Linked DNA regions of Homo sapiens: regions 2 and 3 are each linked to region 1. The links are chromatin contacts, found by Hi-C or POLR2A ChIA-PET in ENCODE. All regions are on one chromosome and are shown on one strand. Each heading gives the region's core, a stretch centred on a gene start or an enhancer-like site at or near the end of the contact. The rest is flanking DNA. Distances are from core to core; before and after follow the strand shown. Region 1 overlaps PIP4K2A (phosphatidylinositol-5-phosphate 4-kinase type 2 alpha). Region 2 overlaps SPAG6 (sperm associated antigen 6). Region 3 holds the start of LINC03027 (long intergenic non-protein coding RNA 3027).

Region 1 (2,724 bases), core at 99-2,598:
GGCCAAGGCGGGCAGATCACCTGAGGCTGGGAGTTCGAGACTAGCCTGACCAACATGGAGAAGCCCCGTCTCTACTAAAAATACAAAATTATGCAGGCGTGGTGGGGCATGCCTGTAATCCCAGCTACTCGGGAGGCTGAGGCAGGAGAATCGCTTGAACCTGGGAGGCGGAGGCTGCAGTGAGCTGAGATTGTGCCATTGCACTCCAGCCTGGGCAACAAGAGCAAAACTCCGTCTCAAAAAAAAAAAAAAAAAAAAGGATTTACTCGAAGACTCGACTCGTTGCTCTAGGAAATGCTGTAAAGCATGGGCCTCGGAAGGTGACTCAGGACAACCGTCCCAAGAAACAGAGTCCGATCAGAAGACAGTACAACCATCATCTCAGCAGGGGCCTAATGATGGTTTAGGACACCTGGGCTGAGATGAAAGAGAACATGCAGTGAAAATAACACTTCACAGATTCCAGATGTATTCAGGACAACGTCAGCTAGAACGAGCACATGAGCTCAGGGAAGGAGGTCTTATATCTTCAACACAGTCACTGTGCTGCCTCAAAACAGTCTATCTACTGACACTGAATAAGAAACTCCTCAGTGTGCTTTGTTTTGTTGCAAAGGAAAAAGGAATCACAGCATGATGTTGGATGCTTGGACAAGTTGGGAGGCCCTTGATGGAAACAGAGCTTGGGAGTGACCTTCAGGTGCCCCCGAGGGGTCCCTCCATGTATAAATAAACCTCAAAGAGCATTAGAGTTGGAAGCAACCTTGGAGATGATTCCAAACCACTCAATATACAGATAAGAAAACAGACCCAGAGAGCAGAAATGACTTGCCCAACTCAGTTCTCCAACATCAGGTGGGCTGGTGTACATGGAGGGCCCTGCAGGGGCCCTGCCCAGAGCCTCCATCTCCCCCTGCCGTGCTGCTTCCCTGCCTGGGCTCCAGAGTATGGTGGGCATTATGAAGGGACAGTCATTTTTCTATAGTGACATACACCTTCTAATGCCAATTTAGAGTGTGAGCCAGCTGGCACAAAACCAAACCTGTCTTCAGGTTTTCGATTTTGCCAAGTAAAGTGTGTAGAAAATATCAGTAACAGCCACAGTGCTAATGCAGTCCGGAGTCTGTTATTTACACTTTTATTAACATGTGTACAAAGCTATCTGAACTCATTCTAGGACTGTTCATTACTTTACATTAACTGAGTAGGAAGAGTAGGAGCTGTCTTCTCTCCACGCAGGAGCTGAGACAGATGTGTTTGTGGAATAAGCCTTTGGGACAGGAAGACCGTGCTGCTGAGCCCTGGGCCCAGAGTCAGGCACTCACACAGCGTAACACAGGGCTGAAGGAGGACCAGCACTTAGCATTTCCTGTGAGTCCTGTTGACTGTGGTGACGATGTCAACCCTAAGAATTCTTCACATTTCTGACCATGTGGCACACTGCATCATGTCTATTTAAATTAGTTTATGTGGTCTGAGAATTGTCGGAGGTTCTTGTTTTCCTCCTGTCACTGGTTTCTGCCTTTAGAAGACTGTCCCATCCACTTTCTCTGCTTACAACTCCACAGATTTTCTTCACAAAGAATGCCAAAGTTGAAAGGAGCAATCTTTTATACTGGGAGTGCTGAATTCTGGGTTACTCTATATTCTATATGCACTCTCTATACTACTAAGCTGGGAGGATTAAAAAAAACGAGAAGGGAAAAAAAGAAATTAAGATGAAATTTGCAAGTTAAGACCAGCTCTGCATGGAAAAAAAAAAAGCCTAGCAGAAGACACCATTTAGAAAAATTCTTTCTCTTCTCAATCACCTAATTTAAAAGGGCAAATCTGAGATGAAGCTGATCCTACCTAAGGCCTTAAAAACACCCTTTAGAGGGCTGGTTTAGTCCTCTTCATCTCCAAAGTAAAATATTCACTTTCTGGAACACTTACCCTTATCTACCTGTCTGTCTTCAGGAGAAAGCAGCCAGATAAAATTACCCAGTGAAATCCACCCAGGCTTTGGAGAGATCTACTCTCATTAAAAATCAAATTCCTTGTCATGGACACACTTGGAGAGTTATATGGTCTGCAATAAAGTGACATTATTTAAATTCAAAATTGGGGGCTGGGCACAGTGGCTAATGCCTGTAATCCTAGCACTTTTGGAGGCTGAGGTGGGAAGATCACTTGAGGCCAGGAGTTTGGGACCAGCCTGGGCAGCATAGTAAGGCTCTGTGTCTACATAGCATTAAAAAATTAGCCGGATGTGGTGGTGCGTGCCTGTAGTTCTAGCTATAAGGAAGGCTGAGGTTGGAGGATCACTTGAGCTGAGGAGTTCGAGGCTGCAGCGAGCCATGATTGTACCACTGCACTCCAGCCTAGTTGACAGACAGAGACTCTGTTAAAAAATAAAAACAAACAGACAAAATTGGGGATTCTGCACCTATCAGTTCAAAAGTGACAGTAAGTTATTTCCTAAAGGCCTCAATAATAACTTACATGTTAAAAGGAGAATTTAAAATTTCACAAGGAAGTTTCAGATTGAAAATTCCCAGCCCACAAGGTCTTCCTTCTATTGCTGGCCCCTGCTCACTTCCCTGTGACCTCTCAAACCAGACATGGGCAAAGGACATAGATGACGACAAAACAGAATGGACCCAGGAAGCAGCCTCAGAGTGTCAGGGTGATCCATCTCAACAGCAATGGGCTGAAGTCAGGGCTTTGCGTCCTCCCTCCAAC
Region 2 (2,724 bases), core at 92-2,591, 220 kb before region 1:
GAGAATCCCATCAGGGTACCTGTGGCCTTTTGCTGTCTAGCCTTCTCCATCAGATTGTGCTCCTTGAAGACAGGGACTTCTTACCTAGCACTGGGCTGGAGCAAGGAGTGAATACCTTTGAAGTTTGAATAATAACATGCATTTTCCATGGTTTTTAAAACTGTTTCTATTATTTATTTTAAAAATTATTTTTGTATATTAATTAAAAAATTGTTATGTATTTACGGGGTACAAGTACAGATCTTTTTTTCTTTTCTTTTCTTTTTTTTTTTTTTTTTTTTCTTTTTGAGACAGAGTCTGACTCTGTCACCCAGACTGGAGTGCAGCGGTGCAATCTCAGCTCTCTGCAACCTCCGCCTCCTGGGTTCAAACGATTCACCCACCTCAGCCTCTCGAGTAGCTGGGATTGCAGGTGCATGCCACCACGCCTGGCTAATTTTTGTATTTTTAGTAGAGACGGGGTTTCACTATGTTGGCCAGGTTAGTCTTGAACTCCTGACCTTAGGTGATCTGCCCACTTCGGCCTCCCTAAGTTCTGGGATTACAGGCGTGAGCCAGTGCGTCTGGCCATGAGTACAGATTTCTTACATGCATACATTGCATAGTGGTGAAGTCTGGGCAGGTTTTTTTTTTTTTTTTTTAAGCAAAATGCAAAGTTATAGGTAGAGTGAAACCACAACTATGGTTGCAAATGCTATATAAAGCAGGTGGAAAACAAATGAAACAACTTCTAGATTCAAAAAGCATTACTTTGTAAAGATGTAATTCCATTTATTTTAGCTATTTTCTTCTTTACCGGGACACTCCAGACCCTCTCTGTAGTTTTGCGTTACTCGATTCAGCTTGGTCTCAGCTGTTAAAGGTCTAATGCTAAATTAGTGGTGGGGATGGGAGCTAAAATGACTTCAAATTTCCTCAGCCTATTGTTGTTCAAGGCTATAACCAAGTGTTTTTGTTTTGTTTTTTTTCTCACTTTCCTTTTGTCTGGTCTCCACTTCTTGACTTTTTCTTACCATGTTTTGAAGCTGCTTTTTACTTGAGTCCTGTGAGAGCTGCCTTCCCTCCCAGCTGATTGTAATTTCTTACTAAAGCCCTGTTAACTCCAGATCAATGGCTTATTTGACTCACTTGACTTTTTAAAGGAGCCAGAATTATTTCGCCTTTAAAGCAAATGTATGTATGTATGTTAACCCTTAAGCTCTCAAACACTCAACCCATGTGTTAGGGTTAAACTAATGGCTCTGACGATTGGGTGGAGGCAAGAAAGATAGAAATGATGAGAGTAGGAAAAATGACATTTGTGTGTGTGTGAGAAATAAAAATCACTCGAGACTTTTACATAGTAATATGCAAATTCCCCCTTTATGCTTTTCTCACTTCCACCTGCAATTGGAGATGTCAATCTCTCAGCTGAGAATGATAGCTCTAGTGAGTCACTGTTGCCTATGGAGGGATGTTGTCTTGCAGATGTGTTGGTGTAGAACAAAGCTTTTTGTGGTAGCAGCCTCCATGATGCCTGCCTCCTCTTATTCACATCCTTGTGTAGTCCCCTCCCCCGTTGCACCAATGCACTATAGCAGAGGCAATGCTATGCCACGTCCAGGCTTAGATTATAAAAGACTGAAATGTCTTTTATAATCTTGAGTCTTCTCTTTTGAATCACTTGGGTCCTCTCTTTTGAATCACTCACTTTGGAGGAAGCCTCATCATGAGCAGCCTATGTAGAGGCCCATAGGGCACAGAACTAAAGATTCCCTTTAACCCTCCCACGAGTGTGCCTGGACACATATCCTCAATTGACTACAGCCCCAGTTGACTTCTTGATTGTAGCCTAGTGATAGGTCTTGAGCCTGAACCTGGCAGGTAAGCCACTCCTAGATTCTTGACCTACAGAAACTATGAGATAATAAATGTTTGCTGTTTTAAGCTGCTAAATTTGGTGTGATGTTACATAGCAGTAGATAACTAAACCAGTTGTAAACAGCTGGGTTAGACCAAAACCTAAAGAGATTTTTCTTTGAGACAGGGTGTTGCTCTGTTGCCTAGGCTGAGTACAGTGGCATGATCACACCTCACTGTAGCCTTGACCTCCTGGGCTCAAGCAATCCTCCCACTTCAGCCTCCCGAGTAGCTGAGACTACAGGCACGTGCCACCATGTCCAGCTAAGTTTTGATTTTTTTTGGAGACAGGGTCTCTCTCTGTTTCCCATGCTGGTCTTGAACCCCTGGATGCAAGCAGTCCTCCCACCTTGGCCTCCCAAAGTGCTGGGACTACCGGAGTGAGGCACTGCGCCTGGCCAACAGATTTCTTTTACTTTGGAAGTGCTATTACCAAAATCATGCTGGAGTTACCAGTAAGTAACCAGCTTTGGTAATTGCAGCAACATATTTGTTATTATAATTTCACCCAATCATGAAAAATTTGGTTGAATGGGATGAGGAATTATTATTAACATAACATTAATATCATATAAGTGGCAGCCAATTTTAAATGTAGGTTTTGTTTGTTTGTTTGTTTGTTTGTTTTGAGACAGGGTCTTGCTCTTTTGCCCAGGCTGAAGTGAAGCAACGTGATCTTGGCTCACAGAAACTTCTGCCTCCTGGGTTCAAGGGGTCCTCCCACCTCAGCCTCCCGAGTAGCTACAGGTGCTTGCCACCATGCCTGGCTAATTTTTGTGTTTTTTTTGTTTTTTGTAGAGACGGGGTTTTGCCCTGTTGTCCAAG
Region 3 (2,724 bases), core at 74-2,573, 160 kb before region 1:
GCCCGTCAGTAGGCCTGGACCTGCTGGCACCCGCTGTCAAGATAGGGCCTGGCGTCGCGGCGAGGCATCAGCTCGGGCAGAAGCACAGCCCAGGAAGTGGGCGCGTCGCAAGCTCCACACCCAACCAAACCCGGGCAGAGGGCTCGGTGGGCGCGAGGCCGAGGGCCCAAGAGGCCGGGGCCGCTACCCCCTCGCCCCTGGGACGGCCTCCGGGTCTCCTTGCTCCAGCAGACAGGCCCGCGGCGGCTACTCCGAGGCGCAGGGGCAAGGCCGCAGCGGGCAGCGGAGGCCGAAACAGAGAACACACACAACGCGGACCGACAGCAGTCACCGCAGGGGTCGCCGGGGCGCGGCTCTATAAAGCCTCGGCTCTATAAAGCCGCGCTAAGCCGCATCGCGCTGCACGTTTCCTTCCGCGCGGGGCCGGCGCTACTTCCCGCCTTACCAGGCCGCCGTGCCGGGAGGAGCTGAGACGTCTGCAAGGCCGCAACATCTCGCAGCAGCTTTTCGCCTGCTTCCTCCGCTCGCTCTAGAGGGCACAGCAAGGTGCGGGGCTCAACCTGCCGCTTCCCCAAGACGGAGGTGGCCGCCACGCTCCCGCCCGCTGTAAACGTCCGAGCGGGAAGAGCGGCCTCTGGTTTCTGTGGTATCGGCTTCTGGTTTCTGTGGTATCCGGAGACTTCGTTTCCCGGCGCGAGGGAAACAAAGATGCTGGCGTGGAGCGGCCTGCCCGCCGCTATTGTCTGGCTGCCTGACAGGGAGCGGCCGCTTTCGCTTTCTTCTGCCGAATGGAACGTGGTGACTCGGGAGCCGCGGAGCGCCTTTCGAGGCAGCTTTGTCTGCGGAAAGGGAGCGCTGCGGACGGCCTGTCGGAATGGTCACCGCCCGCTTTCCGCGGGAGGCGCGCCGGGCACCGCTGGGCGATTTCTCCGCCTCAGCGAAAGAAAGGAGAAGCCGGCATTTGTGGCCGCCCAGTCTTCGTTCCGATTTGAGCCCTGGCGTCGGCGGGAGGTGACAGTGCTGTCCGCGCGCACCCCCTCCGTCGCCGTCAGGGTCGTGCTCCTTAGGTTTCCTGCGGTTTTTCTGCTGCTCTGAGACGGTCTCTGGGACCAAGTTCTCACAGCATCGTCTTCTCCTCTCGCAAATAATCTTTTTATGATGTTTGTTCTGCTGAATCCACCGGACGCCTCAGACACGGGCCCTGACGGCATCGCCGGCCTGGGGGAGGCGTGGAGAGAGGGGAGGAAGGCGGGAGGGCTGTGGGGCTGCTAGCTGATTTGGGGATCCCATCATCTTCGAATTTTTATGCAGAGCCCATGGAAGCGCCTGGTCAGAGAAGCGGGAGGAAACCGAACCTAAGAAAGGGGCTTGGAGTCAGCAGTGAAGAATCTATTGTTTATTTTAGTTTTGTTTTTAGATTCAGGAGGTAGAAGTGCAGCTTTGTTGCTTCCAGGTATTGCAGAGTGGTGAAGTCTGGGCTTTCAGTGCTGCCCCCACCCAAATAGTGTCCTTTGGACCCATTAGGTAATTTCTCATCCCTCAGAGTGACTACTATTTAAAAGGCAGCTATTGTTAGAGCTGGCAAGCTGCAAGGGCAAAACAAAACAAAACAAAAAACAAAACAGGGTTGGGGGGAGCATAGAATATTTTTTTTTTTTGACAGCAGCGTAGTAAAGTTTGGATTTAGAGCTTTTTGTTACTGCCCATCTCCCATACTCCTGTTTTATTTCTCTTTGTAGCATTTATAACCTCCTGGTATGATAACGCATTTTACACGTTTATTGGCTTCTCTGCCCACTTGATTTTTATCTCCTTTTGGAGAGCAGGGAATTTTTTGTTCCCTGGAGCCTAGCAGGGTACCTAGCAGTGTTCTGGGGGCTTTGTAAATACTTGCTGAATCAGTGGAAAAAAAAGAAACAGGGCACATTATCTAAAGTTATTGTGAGACAAACATAAAACCAAAAGGCGAATGATGCAAGGAGAAGTTATCTCTGAACCTGCTCTTTGTGTTTTGGAGCAGTAATACATTAGGAATAGCTAAGAAGGGGTCACGCCAGCATTCCATTTTCCAAATAAGAAAGTGAAACAAGTGAGCTCTCACTTCTAGGATGCCTTCCACTTCATTAGAGGGATTGGTTCTCTGAGGTCAGCCCATCAAAAATGTATGAAGAAAATGGAAGCCATTTATTACTGTTCATCTGTTACCCTCAGACATATTCTCATTTCCAGCAGCAGGGAGTTAGGGTGGCATGCCTCGTGAGCAAAACATGGGGCTTGGGGACATTCAGAACACCTACAAGATGGTGGTGTACACAGTGCTTGGAGGCATATCTGGGGAGTGTTTCAGCTGAAAATTGGCCACATCCTCCTATTTATTACACGTTTCAAAAATGGCCCCACAGGTTGCACATTTATAAGTGGTGGATTTGTTTTGAGGGAAGTGAGCGGGAGTACACTTTATTTTGGAGTGAAGAGGATCGGAGTAGCCACCTCCTCTAAGAAACTACTCCAGTCTCAATCTCCATTCCTTTGGAACTTTTCGTTAGGAAAAGGCCACATCTTGGCAGGGAAAGTTTATAACACCTGTGTCAGTACTGCTGGAAAGCTCTAAATAAAAAAGTTAAAAATTTAGTGTATTCCTCAATCACCCAGTAATTATCGCATCCTGGTACACAAAACTGGAGGTATCCTTGGAGGTCATTTATTCAACAAGTACACTGTATT

Evidence for each region. A loop is a pair of places that touch in the nucleus more often than their neighbours do. ChIA-PET counts read pairs that join two places held with the same protein, here RNA polymerase II (POLR2A). Pooled maps may share reads with other maps.
Region 2: a loop to region 1 is called in a pooled map, with 2.3 times the contacts of the local background. The contact joins two enhancer-like sites. A Hi-C loop is called at or near these places in 5 of 37 single-sample maps with no recorded cell type and 3 of 50 pooled maps. POLR2A ChIA-PET finds 5 or more read pairs at or near these places in 1 of 52 experiments (GM12878).
Region 3: a pooled map shows a loop between it and region 1 (2.5-fold over the local background). The contact joins the promoter of LINC03027 here to the enhancer-like site in region 1. A Hi-C loop is called at or near these places in 2 of 168 maps with a recorded cell type or tissue (B cell and CD14-positive monocyte), 1 of 37 single-sample maps with no recorded cell type and 7 of 50 pooled maps. POLR2A ChIA-PET finds 5 or more read pairs at or near these places in 7 of 52 experiments (CD4-positive, alpha-beta T cell, CD4-positive, alpha-beta memory T cell, HEK293T and 4 more).

What each region holds. Positions count from the first base shown.
Region 1 is chr10:22,595,968-22,598,691 of GRCh38, forward strand. All of the region lies in intron 3 of PIP4K2A (phosphatidylinositol-5-phosphate 4-kinase type 2 alpha), which reads right to left. Among named protein-coding and RNA genes, the nearest start is that of PIP4K2A, 120 kb to the right of the region's middle. Within about 2 kb of position 1,349, at least 6 of the 41 ENCODE cell types and tissues checked have a DNase peak (open chromatin) inside an H3K27ac peak, as active enhancers do; they include B cell and GM12878, where a contact is called at or near this core.
Region 2 is chr10:22,377,795-22,380,518 of GRCh38, forward strand. The region is part of intron 4 of SPAG6 (sperm associated antigen 6); the gene reads left to right. Among named protein-coding and RNA genes, the nearest start is that of SPAG6, 34 kb to the left of the region's middle. RefSeq lists an enhancer at 1,066-1,295. Within about 2 kb of position 1,342, at least 2 of the 41 ENCODE cell types and tissues checked have a DNase peak (open chromatin) inside an H3K27ac peak, as active enhancers do; they include GM12878, where a contact is called at or near this core.
Region 3 is chr10:22,436,606-22,439,329 of GRCh38, forward strand. LINC03027 (long intergenic non-protein coding RNA 3027) reads right to left here and starts at 1,324. Exons shown (of 1, transcript NR_036533.1): 1 at 1-1,324. LOC105376449 (a long non-coding RNA gene) reads left to right here and starts at 470. Exons shown (of 4, transcript XR_001747392.2): 1 at 470-546. RefSeq lists a silencer at 72-251 and enhancers at 722-771, 738-1,238, 1,072-1,231, 1,239-1,739.